2 separate regions of the Homo sapiens genome follow, and region 2 is linked to region 1. Evidence: chromatin loops called from intact Hi-C (ENCODE). Cell type or tissue: pancreas. All regions are shown on one strand. Links, peaks and the distances in the headings refer to the core of each region. The heading gives the core; the rest is flanking DNA. Region 1 has its middle 17 kb from the start of B4GALT1. Region 2 holds the start of SPINK4 (serine peptidase inhibitor Kazal type 4).

Region 1 (9,381 bases), core at 476-8,475:
GCCAGAATGTCTTCCTGAACACAGCTATGTAAGTCCCTCTCCCTCTGCAAGCCTGAGCCCGCATTCCTTAGCTTGACAAAATCCTAATCCAGATATTGCTTCAACCTATTTTTTCAGCCACACCATCCGCTGTTCTCCATTCACAAACCTCACCCACAAGTCTAAAGAGTAAAAAGTAAAAGGATCAGTTTGCAAAAATCCACTATAGATGTACAGATTGGGTGTGTGTGTAGGGGAAACAGCACACTTGGGATGCATTTGCAGACCTTGTTCCAGATTCAGGTCTAACGTCACCCCCATCCCCAGGAAACCTTCCTTGCTTCTCCAAGTGAAATTAACCTCTTCCTTTTCTGAATCTATATAACCCTCTCTGTACACCTCTGTTAGAGCACAGATTGCTCCTATCTTTTTAGGAGTGCACATATTTTTTAACTGCTTGTGGAGACAGATGGTGTCCTATGGAGTATGGTACAAAGTAGGGATTCAAAAGCTGTTTGCTGACTATTTGGAACCATGTGAAACACCATTTGCCATTCATCAGATGGACTCTGGCTGCTGAAGTGCCCAAGTTCCTGTCATGAGCTGGCTTTACCTACTCCTTTGCACTCCAAGGATGATGTTTTCACTCCTGAGCTGATCTCCTGTATTGTTACCTCTGTCTGATCTGTCATTTGTCATCTTCTTGTGAACCTGTGGCCACTGAAGTTTGAATTCCCAGCCTCTCTCATTTATTCCTTTATTCAGGAAACCATTATTGATGCCTCATTGGTGGCCAGTTCAATGCTCACTATCAGGAACACAAGGATGGTGTCCTGCCCTGGGATCCCTGACTTGGGAAGGGTAGGGAAGAGGTAGAGGGAAGACAAAGACATGAGTGATGGGATACAAGGAGAAGTGATGTGGCCCGAAGAGAATAGCAGGGAGAGTGCTGAGGGGGTCACAGCAGAAGGCTTGGGTTGGGGAATATGGGCTAGGGAAAGTCGTTGACACACCCACATCCATACCAACTAAATTCTCTCTTCCCCTACACTCCTTAGCGTATTTTAACTGGGCCCTTGATTGCCACAGCTGCAAGCTCTGGCCTCCCAATTCCAGGACCTGTGCTGATGGAGTCAGGAAACATTTGAATAGCCTCGGTACAGCTTATTCTACCGCCCTCCCCAACCCTCCTGCCCATTCTCTCCCATTTCATCCCACACAAACACACAAATCTCAAGAGCTCAACACTAATCCCTCCCAGACCTGGGATCTGGGATGCTACCCACTGGACTCTCTTGAATCACCTCTGCTGCAGTTCATACCCAGGACACTGGGCTCAGGAAACCACTCAGGCTCCTGAGCTGTATGGGGGACCTGCTTTTCCTGTCCCTAGGGCTTGGGGCTCACCACACACATCTGTGATGTCCCTAAATTATTAGAGGGGCTCTAGATCTACTGGCCAATTTGCTAAGGTGCTTTGCCTCTGTCTCTCTGGGTTCCCGGTCCCACCCTAGGCACCTCCTCCACCTTCCTGCGTGCAACCACTCCCCTCAGCAAACGTGTGAGGCTGCCAGACCCTGCTGAAGAGCTGTAGGCCCTGCTGGCAGGAGACAGGCTAGCTCCAGAGAGTTGGCTGGAGGGGAATGCAGCAGATCACATTTCTTCAGCTCATGCCAAATAGTATTCAGATGTAGCTTTTCAGACAGACACAAATTGCTCATCCAATAAACACAGAAGGGCTAATCCCAGAACATTTATCAACGTGGGGAAAGATGAGAGAAAGGACAGTCACAAGAGGCCTTTGAGAGCCGACTCAGTGTGGCTGGCGCAGAGGAGGTGGTGAGACTTCCATGCACTTCTGGGGTTTTCTCCTTAAAGGGCCTGAAACCCAGCACCGGGGCTTTGGGATTTGCTGTCGTTGGGACATACAATGCCCGTATTAGTGTATACACTTCTCTGTGGTGAACAGCAATTAAGAAATCTATGTGGGCCAGGTTGCCTTTGTGAGCAGACAGCCCTCACCCCCATGTGACAATTGTCAGGTGGGAGAGCTGGCTGCAAGGACTTCATCAGCTGCCCCCACTGTGCATGCATAAAATGTGCTCATGCCTCTTCCGTATTTCCAGGGTTCACAGGGGACAGTCCCTCCTGAGCTGGAACTTCTTGCTGACAGGTGTAAGAACATGGGGACCAGAGACGCAGGGTCCTCTGCTCGTATCAGAGTGCTGGCCAAGCAACTGAAGTCCTTTGACAGCCCCTTTCCTGCTAGGCCCTTCTAACTAGCTCCATGAGCTTTCCCCCTCCAGGGATTCAGCCTGGAGATTACAGAAATCGGGCCCTGGTCTAACACCAGAGAGAGGAAGGACTAGGTGAAGCCTCTGCAGGCAGCCTGGGTCCTCCCACTGCCTGTGCAGAAACTGTGCCATACCACTGGCACTCTGATGTGTACCCAACAGAGTGGGAGGTGGGCCATGGGAAGGAGGAGGCAATGACTAGATTAGGGTAAGGTCATGAAAGTAACTGCTGACTTTTATATAGTCAGAATATTTTGAAAATTAAAGCTGAGAGAATAAAACTTTCTATGGGGCCAAACTACAGCCTCAGCTGGCAGGGACTCTGTGGCCCCAGAGCTTGATGGGAACAAGGTGCTTTCTGGCATATGGCTGGTCCTGACACAATCAGGAAGTCGAGGGGAATTCCCAGGCAATACTCCCATGATCCCATGAGGCACATGTGCTATTTTGGATATTACTTTCCAGATAAGACACAGTGAAGTTAGGTAACATGTCCGGGTCACCCAGTTCAAGACTGGGAGGCTTCAGAATCTAATCTGACTCATACTGCACACAGGTCTATGGAGAGATATGGGGGTTTCAGGAATATCCAGTTGTGTGGGACTCCTTAAGAGGGTAGAGTTTGGAGGTCTGGGGTCCTCAGGGTTGGGATGCTGTCTTCAGGGCACAATGCTCAGGCAGTTTCCACTGAGGACCTGGGGTCTCTATAATTAGGGTGACTAACCCTACCAGTTTCCCCAGAACTGAGAGGGTTCTTGAGATTTGGGACTTTTCATTTTATAACTGGGATGGTCCTGGGAAAGGCAGGACAAGTTGGTCGTCTACCTGGAACAAAAGGACTGGGCACAGATCATCGCCATGGACTTCGGGACCCACCTGCAGCTCAGCCAAGCCACACATCCCCAGGCTGGGGACCTGGGGAGTGGCATGCTGATTAGGAAAATGGGCAGAGTGGCAGCCAGCTGGGAACAGCTCCCCCAGACCGCAGGCAGCAGTAAAGCAGGGCTACCGTGGCCCCAGAGCTTGACTGGAACAAGGTGCATTCTGGCATGGCTGATCCTACACAAACAAGAAGGTTGAGGGGAGTTCCCAGGTGAGGAATTCCCGGCAGCCAGGGAGCATGAACCAGGTGGCTTCCACTCTGCCTGCAGGAAGGAAATTTCTTTTCTGGTTCCTGAAACTTCACTCCTATCAGGAATGGCCTCTCTCCTACCTACCCACCTGGGGGACTCACACTGACCTGCATTTCTAGGCTCTTAACCTTCTCTCCCTCTCTGACTTTGTCCTGCTTGTTGTAGAACTGTGTTTATTCATCAGTCTCTTTCTTTTGTTTTTTTGTTTGAGACAGAGTCTCACTCTGTCGCCAGGCTGGACAGTGCAGTGGCCCGATCTCGGCTCACTGCAACCTCCACCTCCCAGGTTCAAGTGATCTTCGTGCCTCAGCTTCCTGAATAGCTGGGACTACAGGCGCCCGCCACTGCTCCAGGCCAATTTCTGTATTTTTAATAGAGACCGGGTTTCACCATGTTAGCCAGTCTGGTCTCGAACTCCTGACCTCGAGTGACCTGCCCATCTCAGTTTCCCAAAGTGCTGGGATTACAGGTGTGAGTCAATGCGCCCAGCCAGTCTCTTTGCTTTTGCAGATCTGAAACTCACTGGTACAACACTTGGACGATTTTTAATATAAGGGGATTGAGTTCTAAGGCACAGAAACCATGGGCAGAAATGCTAATAGGCTTCAGGAAAGACCAGAATGGGGGCAAAGAAGCCTCAGGAATATGGGTATTTCTCTTTCATTTCTATGTCCACTTCTCTGTCTGTGGTCTGTTTCATTCTCTCAGCTTTCTTTGCTTCTCTGTGCATTGGCAGAAGGTGGAATGTTTACATCATCTCAATTCCAGCCACACCCAGGGGCCGACTAGCTTTCCGGAATAGCAAATCTAAATTCTCAGGAGAAATCATCTGATTAGCCCAACTTGGGTCACATGCTCACCCCTGGCCCAGACAGCTGTGGCTGGAGGCTGGGGTCAAGCAGTATCAACATGGCTACCCAGGACCCTTCCTAAAGAGGGGCAAGTTTGTGGAGAAAGGAGTCACCCTGAGCTGGCTAGACATGTTTGCTCTCTATCATATATGTTTCCTGAACTGGTAGGTAACTGTGCCTTCTCTTCCCAGAGTTTATAATATTTCTTTTGTGGCTCCCTGGTGGTTGGCTTGATGTTAGTCTCATTCTGGAATATTTAAAAAATTAATTTGGATAATTGTGGGAAGCTATTTAACAAGCCAGGTCTTAAACAGTGTGGCCCATTATCTCTACCTTATACAGCACCCTATCATTATCTCCTTTGCATGATGGTTTAGAGCGTTGCAGCTCAAAGTGTGATCTGTGGATCAGCAGCATTGGTATTGCCCGAGAGCTTGTTGGAACTCCAGAATGCAGTTCCTAACTACTTGAACAGAGTCTGCATTTTAACAGCTCCCCAGGTGATCCACATTAAAGTTTGGTGAGCACCTGGAGGAGGTTCTTGTCTTTTCTCTCCTATTAGACTGAAAATTCTGAGGGCAGGGACTGTATTTACAAACCTCAATTGTCCACTTCCTATGTGTAAAGTAACTTGCTTTGTCTTGCAGGCGACAGAGCTTATCAAATGCAGTTATGAGCGAATTTTAAGCTCAGGATAGTGGTTGAAGAGGGTAAATTAATTACAGTAGTCCACCCTTATCCTTGGGTATATGTTCTCAGACCCCCAGTGGATGCTGGAAACTGCTGATTGTATTGAACCCTACATACATCCTATGTTTTTGTGTGTGTGTGTGTGTGTGTGTGTGTGTGTGTGTACAAGAGTGACTTTATTTTATTTTGTTTTATTTTTCAAGATTGATGACAATTCTTTTTCTTTTTTATATTTCCTTTTTTATTATTATTATACTTTAAGTTCTGGGATACATGTGCAGGATGTGCAGGTTTGTTACATAGGTATACATGTGCCGTGGTGGTTTGCTGCACTCACCAACCCATCACCTACATTAGGTATTTCTCTAAATGCTATCCCTCCCTTAGCACCCCCAACCCCCAGCAGGCCCCAGCGTGTGATGTTCCCCTCCCTGTGTCCATGTGTTCTCATTGTTCAACTCCCACTTAACAAGTGAGAACATGCGGTGTTTGGTTTTCTGTTCCTGTGTTAGTTTGCTGAGAATGATGGTGTCCAGCTTCATCCATGTCCCTGCAAAGGACATGAACTCATCCTTTTTTATGGCTGCATAGTATTCCATGGTGTATATGTGCCACATTTTCTTTTTTCTTTTATTATTATACTTTAAGTTTTAGGGTACATGTGCACATTGTGCAGGTTAGTTACATATGTATACATGTGCCACGCTGGTGCGCTGCACCCACTAACTTGTCATCTAGCATTGGGTATATCTCCCAATGCTATCCCTCCCCCCTCCCCCCACCCCACAACAGTCCAGAGTGTGATGTTCCCCTTCCTGTATCCATGTGATCTCATTGTTCAATTCCCACCTATGAGTGAGAATATGCGGTGTTTCGTTTTTTGTTCTTGCGATAGTTTACTGAGAATGATGATTTCCAATTTCATCCATGTCCCTACAAAGGACATGAACTCATCATTTTTTATGGCTGCATAGTATTCCATGGTGTATATGTGCCACATTTTCTTAATCCAGTCTATCATTGTTGGACATTTGGGTTGGTTCCAAGTCTTTGCTATTGTGAATAGTGCCGCAATAAACATACGTGTGCATGTGTCTTTATAGCAGCATGATTTATAGTCCTTTGGGTATCATCCTATGTTTTTTTTATTTGATAACCAAAACAGCTACTAATGGGTAGCTATCTAATGAGCAGGCAATATACACAGTATGGATAAGCTGGAAAAAAGGATGATTCATGTCCTGGGTGGGATGGCAAGGGACAGGGCAAGATTTCGTCACACTACTCAGAGCAGTGTGCAATTTAAAACTTATGAATTTTTTATTTCTGAAATTTTCCATTTAATATTTTTAGGCCACGGTTAACCTCCAGTAACTGAGACATCGGAAAGCGATGGATAAGCGGGTACTACTGTACATGTTATCTGAATTTTCCTTTAATCCTGCAGGAGGTGGAGGGAAGTTGGGGGTATAGATGAAATAAACATGGCTAAATGTTGATTTTTTTTTTAAGTGGGGTGATGGGAACTTGGAGACTTACACTATTTTCTCTATTTTTGTATATTTTTAAAATTTTCCACAATAAAAATTATAAGGAATGGCTGAAGACATTGTAAGAGATCATCTCGCTTGTCAAAATAAGTTAGTTTCCTAGCCAAATGAAGTAAATCCAAGGCACTAAGAGAATTTCCAAATGAAATTGCTCAATCCTTGTCAGAGACTTTTGGAGGATGAATATAGCGGGGAGAAGTTTGGAACATTAGTCCTGTGTAAATGATTTTTTAATTTTGCAAAAGGAGGAGTGGTAATCAGTTTCCTTCTGTTACTTCAAATCAGCTTATGGGGGGAAAAAAGGGAGGAGTAATTCACCAGGTTACATAACTGGTCAGTCCAGGGGGAGTCTGATACAGCATACCAGGGCGTAACCCTCTAGCTTCCTTTTTGGCTTATTTCTCAGATAGGCTCTTTCCATATAATGGCTGTAATGAGATGGACAGCGTACCTCCAAAATTCATTTCTATCCGAAACCTCAGAATTGAGCTTATTTGGAAATAGTCTTTGCAGATGCAATTAGTTAAGCCAAGATGGGGTCATACTGGATTAGGGTGAGCCCAAGTCCAATGACTGGTTTCCTTATAAGAGGAGAGGACACATCAACAGGAGAAAATCATAGGCAGAGAGAAGGCCATGTGAAGATGAGGGCAGAGAATAGAATGATGCTGCTACAAGCCAAGGAATGCCAAGGATGGCTGCGAGCCACCAGAAGCTAGAAGAGGCAAGAAAGAATTCTTTCTTAGAGTTTTCAGAAGGAGCGTATCCAGCCTGGGCAACAGAGTGAGACCTTGTCTCCACAAAAAAAAATTTTTTTAAATTAGCTGGGCATGGTGGCATATGCCTGTGGTCCCAGCTACTAGGAAGGGTGACAGAGTGAAACCCTATCTAAAAAAAAAAAAAAAGAAAGAAAAGAAAAAGAAGAAGAAGCCTGTCCCTGCTGACACCTTGATATTTTGGACTTTTAGCCTCCAGAACTGTAAGAGAATCAATTTCTGTTGTTTGAAGCCACCAAGTCTGGATAATTTGTTAGAGGAGTCCTTGGAAACTAATACAGCACCCTTGCTACTCCAGACTGGCCATTCCAGAGGAAAGGAAAAGCCTTTTACTCAACATTTGCAGCAGAAGTCCTGGGAGAAGAAGGGACATTGCTCATTAGTCCTTCTTGGGCCACATGTTGATCCTTGAACAAATCAACTGTGGCCAGAGGGGTATAGTGCTCTGATTGGCCAGATATAAGTCACCCAGGCCATAGCGACCCCGTAGTTAGCCTGTCCCAACCACATAGGGAAGAGTGGGAGTCTCTAACAGAAGGAGTAATGTTGAAGAGGAGGCACAAAAAATCAATACCTGTCCATTACAGGAAGACGTTGATTCTGCAAACTACACTCTTATCTAAGAATAGTTTGTGTGTGTGTGTGTGTGTGTGTGTGTGTGTGTGTGTAAGACAGGGTCTTGCTCTGTTGCCCAGGCTGGAATGCAGTGGTGCAATCACATCTCACTGCCACCTCAACCTCCTGGGCTTAGGCAATCCTCTCACCTCAGCCTCATGAGTAGTTGTGACTACAGACACATACCACCACCACGCCTGGCTAATTTTTTTTATTTTTAATAGAGACAAGGTCTCACTATGTTGCCCAGGCTAATCTTGAACTCCTGGGCTCAAGCAATGCTCCTGCCTCAGCCTCTTGAAGTGCTGAGATTACAGGCGTGAGCCATTGTGCCTGGCCAAGGATAGACTTTTAAAGATGTAAAGGAAGTGGAGATTTCTCAGAACAAGCCAGAGCAAAGACTATCACATTTCTTTTTTTAACAGGTCCCTAAACTGCCAGATCACAGTGCTGCATTTGATAGTCTGTTGGCAAACTGGGTCGGCCTTTAACAATCTATGGCATGTTATTCCTGTGACTAAAAAGGAAAATATGGGTTGGATGATAGTACAATTAAAGGGAAATTGAACTTTTTTAAATGACTGGAATGAACCTTTGCCATTATACTTGTCACTCAACAGGCAATCCCCCATCTTATTTTGGAAAATTTTCCAGTGTATATAGTACTGGAGGGCTCAATGCCCTAGCTCCCACCATGGAGGCAGAAAGGGGAAGATTCGTTCCTCCCCTACCTAGCAGCTAGGGCTCAAGCATGTGAATTGGCTCGGTCATTCCCACTGCAGACTCTGAATTCTTAGGAGTGACGCTAAGAGGCAGGAATGGTGTCGAAATTATTCATGGAGGCAGCAGCAGCATGAACGGTCCTGTAGCAGTGGTGTTAAATAATCATGGGCAATGGTGGCCACGGCAGAGCAGTGTTATAATTGACTGTTTTAATAGTCAAAAACTCTGGTTGGTACATGGACTTTATTTAAAGGATTCAAGTCAACTTATAGGAATGTTTCCACTGTTCCAGGATGCTGCCTTCAGCCCTGTCTTTTAGTTTAACATGAACATAAAAAAGTGAATGTTGTTTCGGAAGACATTGATGAAAGTATGATATTGGAAATTGCGGAGATGATGGTCCTGCTCTATTCTGTTGCTTAGACCCCGGCTGGAATGCTGCATTCAGTTATGGACCCTACTAAATGCCCAGGTAGTCAAAGCCCAATCAAAGACGAATAATCGGGACAGGGAAGGAACTCAATAAGGAAGCATGAAGAACAATGGAAATGGAGCTGGGCATGGTGGTGTGTGCCTGTAATCCTGGCTACTCGGAAGGCTGAGGTGGGAGGATCACTTGAGCCCAGAGTTCAAGACCAGGCTGGGCAACATAGTGAGACCCCATCTCTTAAAAAAAGAGGTAGAATTGATAGGTAGCCTGGTGAGGAGTTGTCTTCAGGTTGGGAGAAGGTACATGGCTGATCTCTTTAAACAACAGAAAGACCATCACG
Region 2 (9,381 bases), core at 569-8,568, 60 kb before region 1:
TACAGGTGCATGCCACCAAGCCTGGCTAATTAAAAAAAAAAAAAATTGTAAAGACAGTCTTGCTATGTTGCCCAGGCTGGCCTGAAGCAATCCTGCCACCCTCAGCCTCCCAAAGTGCTGGGATTATAGGTATGAGCTACTGTTCCTGATTTCACAGAGGCTTTCTGAGGCTGGGCCGTGCACCCCAGCAGTGGCAGAGGATACAGACCTCACCTAGGTTCTTGGCCTGAATGATAGTCCAGGCTGGGGCAGACAGGAGTACTAGGCAGCATCCTGGGGTCAGGGACTGGCCTCTCAGGCAGGCAGAAGATAACTGGGACCTCTGAGGGGACATGTGACAGGGTTGAGGAGCACCAGAGGGACGGAGAGAAGCTGGACATCAAATTCAGAGTAGAGGCGACAATGCAAGATCCACCTCCTATCCCCTCTGCAACCAGTGTCCCCAGAGACACTGACCACTTCACTCAGTTGGGCTGGATCTTTTATTTCATGTCATATCCTCTCCATGCCCACCACTGTTCTCCAGCTGACACTTCATGGCTTGAGGTGCTCCTGTGGGATCAGCATTTGCCATCTTTCATGATCTGGATGTCCTGTTTGGTTTTTCTAGGATCAAAGAAGACAGGCATGAGGCTACCTTCTCAGGAGCTGTAGTGTACCATTCAGGGACCTGGCACAGTCCATCCAGACATCCTGCTGAGCGTCGCCCACATATGCAGTGTATGGATACAGGGCAGATCCCAAGGGTCCATGGGCACATCCTTCTACAGCTTTTCCTTTTTTGTACACCCTTCCCCTGGGGGATTTTAGCTTCCTGGGGTTTCCACCACCAGCGCACGCTGATGGCTGCCAAATCTGTCTCCAGCTCGGACCTATGTCCTACCTGTTCATGCAGTTGTCCATATCCAGTGGGATGTCCTAGGGGCTCAACTGTCCACAAACATCACTGCCCCCCACAGAACTGGTACAGACCCCCAAACCACCCATCTCAGCCCATGAAACCACTGGCCACCCAAGCCCACAAATCAGAAACCAGTATGCTGCCTCCTTCCCCTCAGCCTTTACATACAGTCACATACCAAGCCTGTCAATTCCACTCCCAATGTACCTCCTAACCATGAGTCTTTGATTAGCATGATCTTTCTCTAAGCTAGGACAACATCCTGATGTTCCTTATATTTCCTCAAATACAAACTTTCACATCTATCCAGAGCTTTGCAGCTTCCGAGGACTTTCTTCACTTCCATGGTCTCATTTAGTTCTCAGGATCATAGAAGATGGGTTTTATTGATGAAGAAACTAAGAGCCAATAGGTGATCTGATGTAGGGAGGTCATGTTCTAGCCCTGCTCATCTTTCTGGACTCACTTCTTGCCTCTCCCTGATTCTCCCTTAAACCTTATACTCCAACATGTCCAACTTCTTATATTTCCTCAAATGTAAACTTTTCCTTGTAGACCTTTTCAAATTCATCTACTTGGAATTATCTTCCCTTGCTCCTTTTTCCTAGCTAATTTCTACTTATTCCTGTGTGCCCCACTGATCCCTTAGAATTCTGTGCTGAAGGCCGGGCACGGTGGCTCATGCCTGTAATCCTAGCACTTTGGGAGGCTGAGGCGGGTGGATCACTTGAGATCGGGAGTTCGAGACCAGCCTGGCCAACATGGTGAAACCCCATGTCTACTTAAAATACAAAAAAAAAAAAAAATTAGCCAGGTGTGGTGGTGGGCGCCTGTAATCCCAGCTATTCGGGAGGCTGAGGCAGGAGAATACTTGAACCCAGGAGGCGGAGGTTGCAATGAGCCAAGATCGTGCCACTGCACTCCAGCCTGAGTGACAGTGAGAGTCTGTCTCAAAAAAAAAAAAAAAAAATTCTGTGCTGCAATTGGCTGACTATCAGCCTGGCTTCCCCCTTACACCAATTGTATGTTCCAGAAGGCCAGTGATGCTGTCTAACTTAGGCTCTGTTCTAGCCCCAGTGCCTAGCACATAGTAAATGCTCAATAAATAATTGCTGGCTAGACGAATGAAAAAACAGATGAGGTCACCTAGTCAATCAAGGCAGAACAAGGAAAATGGTTTCTGCCCCTACTCCCTATCCACCACCAGCTTCTAGATTTCTGCTTGGAACCATGTGCCTTCTTTGAGTTAATCTGGCACTCATTCTATTAGGGGCATATGTTGGAGGACTCTTCTCAGGTCAAGCGTGTATGAAGGAAGAAGCAGGTCAAGTCTTGCTCCTTTCAGACTGTGCACCAGAGATGGGGCCCACCCAAGCAAGCAGGGGTTGTGGGGCAGACTTACATCCGGGCCAAGCAGAGCTGGCATTCATTCGTATATGTGAGCCCATCAGTGCCGCAGACCAGGTTGGACATCTGGGAACAGGTTGGAGACTCTACCATGTGTTCACAGATGGGCTGTGGAAGAGAAGGGAGGGAGAGGACTCAGGGATTCAGAGGCAGTGGGGAGGGATACAGGGGTTCTGCTCGGAACCAGTGGGGCCCCAGTGAGGTATCAGAGTCAAGAAGGCCCCCAGTGTGGGTCCAGTGAAGATGAAACCAACCACTCAGAGCCCCTTGGTGTGTTTGCTTGTATGTGCGTGTGCATGACCACGTGTGTGCCTATGGCTGGATGTGTACATATGTGTACCTGTGTCTCTGGAGCCCCCGGTGTGCAGGCATTCAAGCGTATGCCTGTGTTTATGTCTATGTGTGTGGAGTGAGTTTGTGCCCTCAAGCTCCTGGGGACTTGTTCACACCCTCTTCAGAGGCACTAATCAGAACTTCTGCTGGTCCCATTGAAGACCCCAGGATACGGAACCACCCATCATTCCCAGGAGGCCCCTCTCTCCCTGGGGGCTCCTGAACTCTCCCTGGCCTGCATGATCTATCAGGCCCATGTCAGAAAGGCTGCAAAGTGTGCGAAGGCTGAAGAAATGGGGCAGAGCTTGGGGCTTAATTGAGGCTGTCTGAAAGGGTTTTAGGACAGGCCTGAGGTCAAGGTGAGAACTCAGTCAGGACTGGCATTAGTGCCTGAGACAGGGATAGGCTGAGAAAGGTTGTGCGGTGCAACCGTGAAGGCCCGAACCCTAGAAACCTGAATTTTGCCACTGATTAGCTGTATAACCTTAATTGAGGTATTTCCACTCTCTGAGTCTCAGTTTCCTCATCTGTAAAAATTATAATAGTGGCGTTTCTCTCACATAGGGCTAATTGAAATAATGTATGTAAACTATTTGGCTCTTTGGCACTGAATAAGCGGGGCTGGATTCTGATGGACTGACGGGGACGATGCTGAGGCTGTGGATGGGAAGGTGGCTCCGAGCCTCCTCATTCCACTACATGAAGGGGCAATCTCAAGAGTCTCAAGGATGCCAGTACCACTGCCTTCTGGGTCACTGGGGGCATTAGGCCAAGGGCCAAGGTGGAATCAGGATTCGGGGACAACTTGGTGTTTAGACAATCAGATGGAATGTGGTGGTGGGAGGCTGGCACACTCCACAGGTGCTTTCAGTGTGCCAGGGTCCCCTCTTTGGCCTGAACTCTGTGGCCTGCCTGTCTGCACTATACAGAGCAGAGAGCACACCCTGTCCTGCTAAGCCTGGGTGGGGAGATCTCACTGATGGAAGGGGCCTTGGACACCAGGTGGGGGACATCATAAGGGCTTTGAGGCCAATCTTGGGACTTGGGTGAGGGGGCTGGGCCTACTCAGCCTTGGGGGCTAATGTGGGGAATGTGCAGGCCAGGAGGCCACCTTGGCCACCTTGGAGCCATTGAAGGTGTCTGAGCAGGATCGTGGAGAAGAATAACTGGTTTCTCAGCATGGACGAGAGGACTCCTCTCAGCAGAGAGAAGGTGAGAACAACACGCAGCTGCCTTACCATTCTTGAGAAAGGGAGCTTTCCTGCTGCCACTGGCACTTCTGAAACACAAAGAAGCAAGAATTAGATTATGCCGGCTCTAGACCCCAGGTCTAGGGGTCTGAGGACTGCTTCTGCTTCAGGGAGCTTGGTCCAGCAACTACCCAACCTGGAATTCCTCAAGGAAAGGTGATGAGCCACCAGACAATGGGGCTGCCAGAAAGCTGATGTGATCTTGGGTTCCATAAACAGAGACAGAAATTCAAAAATTAGGAAGGTGACAGTCCAGCCTATTCCTTGTTAGTTAGATCCCACTGGAATTGTTGTGTCCCATATAATAATTATAAAATAGCAATTCAGCAGTTATTATGTGCCGGGCATTGAGAACACATGATTTTAACTCCTCTCCACCCCTATCTTACTGCTGTGTAACAGAGGGAAGAAAGGAGATAGTAGTGGATGCTGTGTTCTGCCATCAAGAGCCCTCGCGCAAGTCTGAGGCACTCATTTCCCCTGCTGCCAGAAATATTGACCACTCACTGCAAGTCTCTTCCTAGGAATTACCCTCAGAGAATGAAGCTGCCTTGCCCAGGGCTGCATCCACTACCCAGGAACAGCCCATATCCCATGTCGGGTTGATGTGGTTACAAAGGGCCTGATCCCCTCGCCCAAAGCTGCCTGTAGGATCATCTGAAGCCTCTGTTGTGCTGCATGGAAGTCAACTTCCCTCATCCTTCATGGATGTTACTCCCATGAACGCTCCCCAGTAAATTGCATGTATAGCTCAGAATCTGTTTCCTGGGGCATAGGTCAGTTTAACGAACTACGAAAGAGGCTCAAAGAGGTGACGCAATGCAGTTTGTTAAGGCAGAGGTAGGATTTTCCCACACGTCTGTTGCAGTCCAGAGCCTGACTCTTTCTACATACACTGGTGTACCCCTCAAGGTCTGGCTGAACTGCTTAAAGGACATGAGCAAACTGTGATGTGACTGACAAGCATGATGGGTGGATGAGGGAACTGGAGCTATGTCTAATGGCACAGGTGGAAGGAAGGGCGTTTATGTAAATTAGAGAAGGGCAGGATGCTCCCTGAAGTCTCTGAAGGGCTATCCTGGGGCTGAGGGAGAGATGGACTCTTTTCAACCTCACAAAGCAGAGCCCATCTCTGTGAGGAGGCTGCAGGGAAGCAGGTTTGGGTTCCATATGAAGCAGAATTTTCTCTCAGTGGGAGCTATGCCACAGTGAAAGAGGCTTTCTCCAGAAGTAGTGAGTTTCCCATCACTGGAGGTGTGCAAGGCAATGTAGTTTTATATTTTCCTGGAGATGCTATTACAGGGTATTTCCACAGAGAGAGGGAAACAGAAACTTAGACTAAGTCACCCCAATGTGCTGTTTAAGCCTGGCATTGGGGTATCAAAATGCAAACCTAGACCTGTCACTGAACTGCTTAAAACCCTTCCATGTCAAATTGCCCAAACTGAAAGTGATCCAAATGTCCTTCAACAGGAGAATGGATAAATAAATACAATGGGGCACTACTGAACAATTAAAACAAGCAACTGATACATGCAATAACGTGGCTGAATCTCAAAAATAGTTTGCTGAGCATAAGAAACCACACACAAAAGATTATATACCCTATGATTCCATTTATGTGAAATCCTAGAACAGGCCAACTAATCTATGATGGAAAAAAATCACATTGGGAAGCTGGGGCAGGAGGATCACTTGAAGCCAGGAGTTTGAGACCAGCCTGGGCAACATAGCAAGACCTCATCTCTACAAAAAATTTAACAATGAGGGCAGGTTGCAGTAGCACACACCTGTAATCCCAGCGCTTTGGGAAGCTGAGGCAGGTGGATCACCTGAAGTCAGGAGTTCGAGACCAGCCTGACCAACATGGTGAAACCCCATATCTACTAAAAATACAAAATTTGCTGGGCGTGGTGGTGCACACCTATAATCCCAGCTATTTAGGAGGCTGTGGCAGGAGAATCACTTGAACCCAGTAGGCAGAGATTGCAGTGAGCCAAGATTGTGCCACTGGACTCCAACCTGGGTGACAGAGCAAAACTCCGTCTCAAAAATAAATAAATAAATAAATAAAAATAAATTTAAAAAAATTTTTAAATTAGCTGAGTGTGGTGGCACGCACCTGTAGTCCCAGCTACTTGTGAGGCTGAGATAGGAGGATCGTTTGAATCCAGGAGGTTGAAGCTGCAGTGAGCTATGATTGCACCACTGCACTCCAGCCTGGGCAACAGAGTGAGACTTTGTCTCTTAAAAAAAAAAAAAAAGTGTCAGAGCACTGGGATGGGGGCAGGGATTGACTGACATAGGGGAATTTCTGGGGCTATGGAAATGTTCTGTATTTATTTTTCTTCCCTAAGTCCTTGTCTCAAGAGGTCCTGTATCTTGATGGGGGTTTGGGTTACACGAGTGTATACATTGTCAAGATTCATCGAGTGATAAGATTTGTGCATTTCTTGATATTTAACTGTTAGGGAAAAGAAAAGCATTTAAAAAATATAAAGCCCTTCCGTGGTTCCCTGTCCTGATCACTAAGCCTCCCTATGGACCTGAGCTGCTTAGTCTTATGTTTAGGGTACTGCGTAAGCTGACCCTAAACTTGCTTCTTGGGCTGACTTCCCAGTACACCTCTCCATGCCCCAGCTATTCCTCTCTGCTCACGGGTCCTAGATTGGGCCCTGCTTTGGCTCATGCCATGTCCCCTCCCTGAAATGTCTTCGTCTCCGTTCTCCTCCCGCCGAATCATACCCTCCTTTCAAGGCTTGATGCTGCCCCCCAGTGAAGCTGTCCTTGACGTCCCCAACAGTTTCCTGAGCAGATCTGGATGGAGGCTTCTTTCACACCACCATGTACTGTCCCACTCACTGGGTCACCCCGCCTCCCTATGCACCTGAGCTCCTTGGGGTTCCTTTATGTCTGCCTTTGCGCAGCACTTGGTTCAATGTCCTACACTGTGGGTGTTCAGGAATTGAATACTAAAGTGCATTGGTGTAATCCCAGCACCTTGGGAAGCCGAGGCGGGCAAATCTTGGGGTTGGAAGTTCGAGACCAGCCTGGCCAACATGGTGAAACTCCGTCTCTACTAAAAATACAAAAATTAGTTGGGTGTGGTGGCATGTGCCTGTAATCCCAGCTACTCAGGAGGCTGAGGCAGGATAATTGCTTCAACCTAGGAGGCAGAGGTTGCAGTGAGCCAAGATCGTGCCACTGCACTCCAGCCTGGGCAACAAAGCAAGACTCTGTCTTGAAAAAAAAATTTTTGTTTAAATAAAAAAAAAAATTAAAGTGTATTGGGAGGAGGGGGTGTTCAGAACTCTAAGATGTCAGAGTTTCTTTCTGGGGGATGTGGGGAAAAGCTACATTTACCCCCAGGCTGCCCTTGACCTTGACCCAAAATGCCCCCTCCTCACTCAGCCCAGGCAGTAGTCTGAAATGTGCAAAAAACAAAAACAAAAACAAACAAACAAAAACCAAACTTCTTCAGAGCAGGCTTTTCAGTGTTCCCAACTGCTCAAGGAGTAGGTAGGTGTAGGTGCCAGGCTGGGCGTAAGCAGGCTGCTCCTGAACAGGTCCCCAGACCCGTTTCCCTTTCCCCCTGTGCCCAGGTCTGTTTCCAGCTGGGGAAATGGGTGTGGGACTGGCCATGAGGTCAGTGGCCCTGGATCCTGCCAGGCGTTGCCTTATAACTTATGGCTTTTGTCCAGGCGGGTCCTAACTGGTCTCCCCGCTTCCCTGTTCAGTTTATTCTCAATGTACCAACCAGAGCAACCCTTGAAAGACATAACTCTCTGCTCAAAGCTTTCAGTGCCTCCCATTTTAGTCAGAGGAAAAGCCAAGTTCTTATGTTGGCCAACAAGGTCTTTCCCGGTACAGTTCCAATTTGCCTCTCTCATCTCCTCTCCTATCACTCCGTACAATGTCCCCTCCTGCCACACTGGTCTTACAGTACCTCAGTCACTCCAGGCATGCCCCTGCCTCAGGTCCTTTGCACCTGAGCTGTTCCCTCTGCCTGGAATCTTCTCCCAGATATCCACATGGCTTAGTCCCTCATCTCCTTCAAGCTTTGCTCAAACATCGGACTCTCAGAGATACCTCCCCTGATTTGAAATTGCAACCCCCTTCCAGTGCCCATCACCCTGCCAAGTATTTTTTCCTTAACTTTTATCAGCTTCTAACATACCGTTTAACATACATTGTAACCATCTTGTTTATTGCCTTTCCCCTTTTCCTCTACCCCATTGGATTTATGCTCCATCAGGACCGTGCTTTTTCTGTTTGGGTCACTAATCTGTCTTAAGGGCTCAGAACAGTGCCTGACATGGTAGCTGTGAGATTGCAGGGATGGCCCAGATCCTGAGAGGGCCCTGCCCCAAGTATATGTGTCCAGTCCTGGGAAAGGGCTCTGTCGTGCTCACATGGCTGCCCAAGTCCCAAACCACAGCCTTTCAGAGAGATCGGGAGCTCAGAAGACCTCGGCCAGGTCTCTCTTAGCATCCACCACCCTGCACCCAGCATACTTGTCAGTCTCTCCTGAGAGCTGGGACCTACCTGCTCCCTTCTGTCCCCACAGCCTCCAGCCCAATAGTTGCTCAGTGCAGCTTTGAACTGGAACAATGCCCTCTTTTACAGCTGGAGAAACTGAGGCCCCAAGAGGGTAGGGGACTTTGGTAATTCTGCGCCAGTCAGGATTTGAACCCAAGTTTCTTTTCTCCCAGCCCAGAACTTTCCCCAGCACAGTGGAGGGTGCATATGCAGAATGAAGGTACATGGAAAAAGCTGAGGCCTCACAGGGTGCTCCAGGCCCTGCTTCTGCTCTCACCCCAAGCTCACCTACCAACACAAAGCCACAGAGAATCCAGGTTCTGCCCACTCACCCCTGTCCACAACAAGGAGGGCAGCCAAGGCCAGGGCGATTACCCACTGGCGGACGGCCATGCTGATCCTGGGATAGTGTAGCCTGAGCTGGCTGGGGCCTGCGCCTGAGGAAGGATGGGGGCCTATTTATAGTGCCGCTCTCCTAATCTTATCTTATCTAGGGCCAGATGGAGAGACCAGAGTTAATCTTTGCACGCTGACATCCGGAAAGGGCTTGCTCTAGGTGCAGATGCTGAGCTTTTGATGAGATGGGGCTGTGGCCATGGGGCTGGCAGGTTTCCAGAGTGACAAAAAGTTTGGACAACTTGCAAAGCTGACTCCAATCTGAGGGTTGGAGCAAGGAGAGGAAAGTTGAAGTAGAAAGAGAGAGAGTTCAAGGCAGAGAGAAGGGGAAAGAGATAGAGAAAGAGAGAAAGGAAAAAAGCAACTGGAAGATGGCAGGAGGCAGAGAAGGGGGCTGGAGCCTGGATTCCTTTGCCAGTGCCTCCAGCAACCAACTCTGGGACCTCGGTAGAGCCACTTTTCTTAACTGGGCCTCAGATCACCCATGCACGAAGTGGAGATGAGACTTTTGGCTCTGCCTTTCTCCCAGGCTGCTGTGAGGATGGCGGCGGTGAT

The links. A loop is a pair of places that touch in the nucleus more often than their neighbours do. Peaks named below come from ENCODE experiments on the same cell type or tissue, not always from the same donor. Only the 100,000 strongest peaks of a DNase experiment are listed, where the experiment ranks them.
Region 2: it touches region 1 in a loop (2.9-fold over the local background); 2 of 110 quality-filtered maps call a loop at or near these places.

The regions. Positions count from the first base shown.
Region 1 is chr9:33,179,984-33,189,364 of GRCh38, reverse strand. It overlaps a transcript of B4GALT1 not described here. Among named protein-coding and RNA genes, the nearest start is that of B4GALT1, 17 kb to the right of the region's middle. In pancreas, for the core only: no CTCF peak of the experiment used is centred there; no DNase peak of the experiment used is centred there; H3K27ac peaks cover 2,611 bases.
Region 2 is chr9:33,239,651-33,249,031 of GRCh38, reverse strand. SPINK4 (serine peptidase inhibitor Kazal type 4) reads right to left here and starts at 8,865. Exons shown (of 4, transcript NM_014471.3): 1 at 8,763-8,865; 2 at 3,880-3,920; 3 at 2,304-2,416; 4 at 465-606. The coding sequence starts at 8,823. The coding sequence ends at 561. RefSeq lists an enhancer at 10-119. In pancreas, for the core only: no CTCF peak of the experiment used is centred there; no DNase peak of the experiment used is centred there.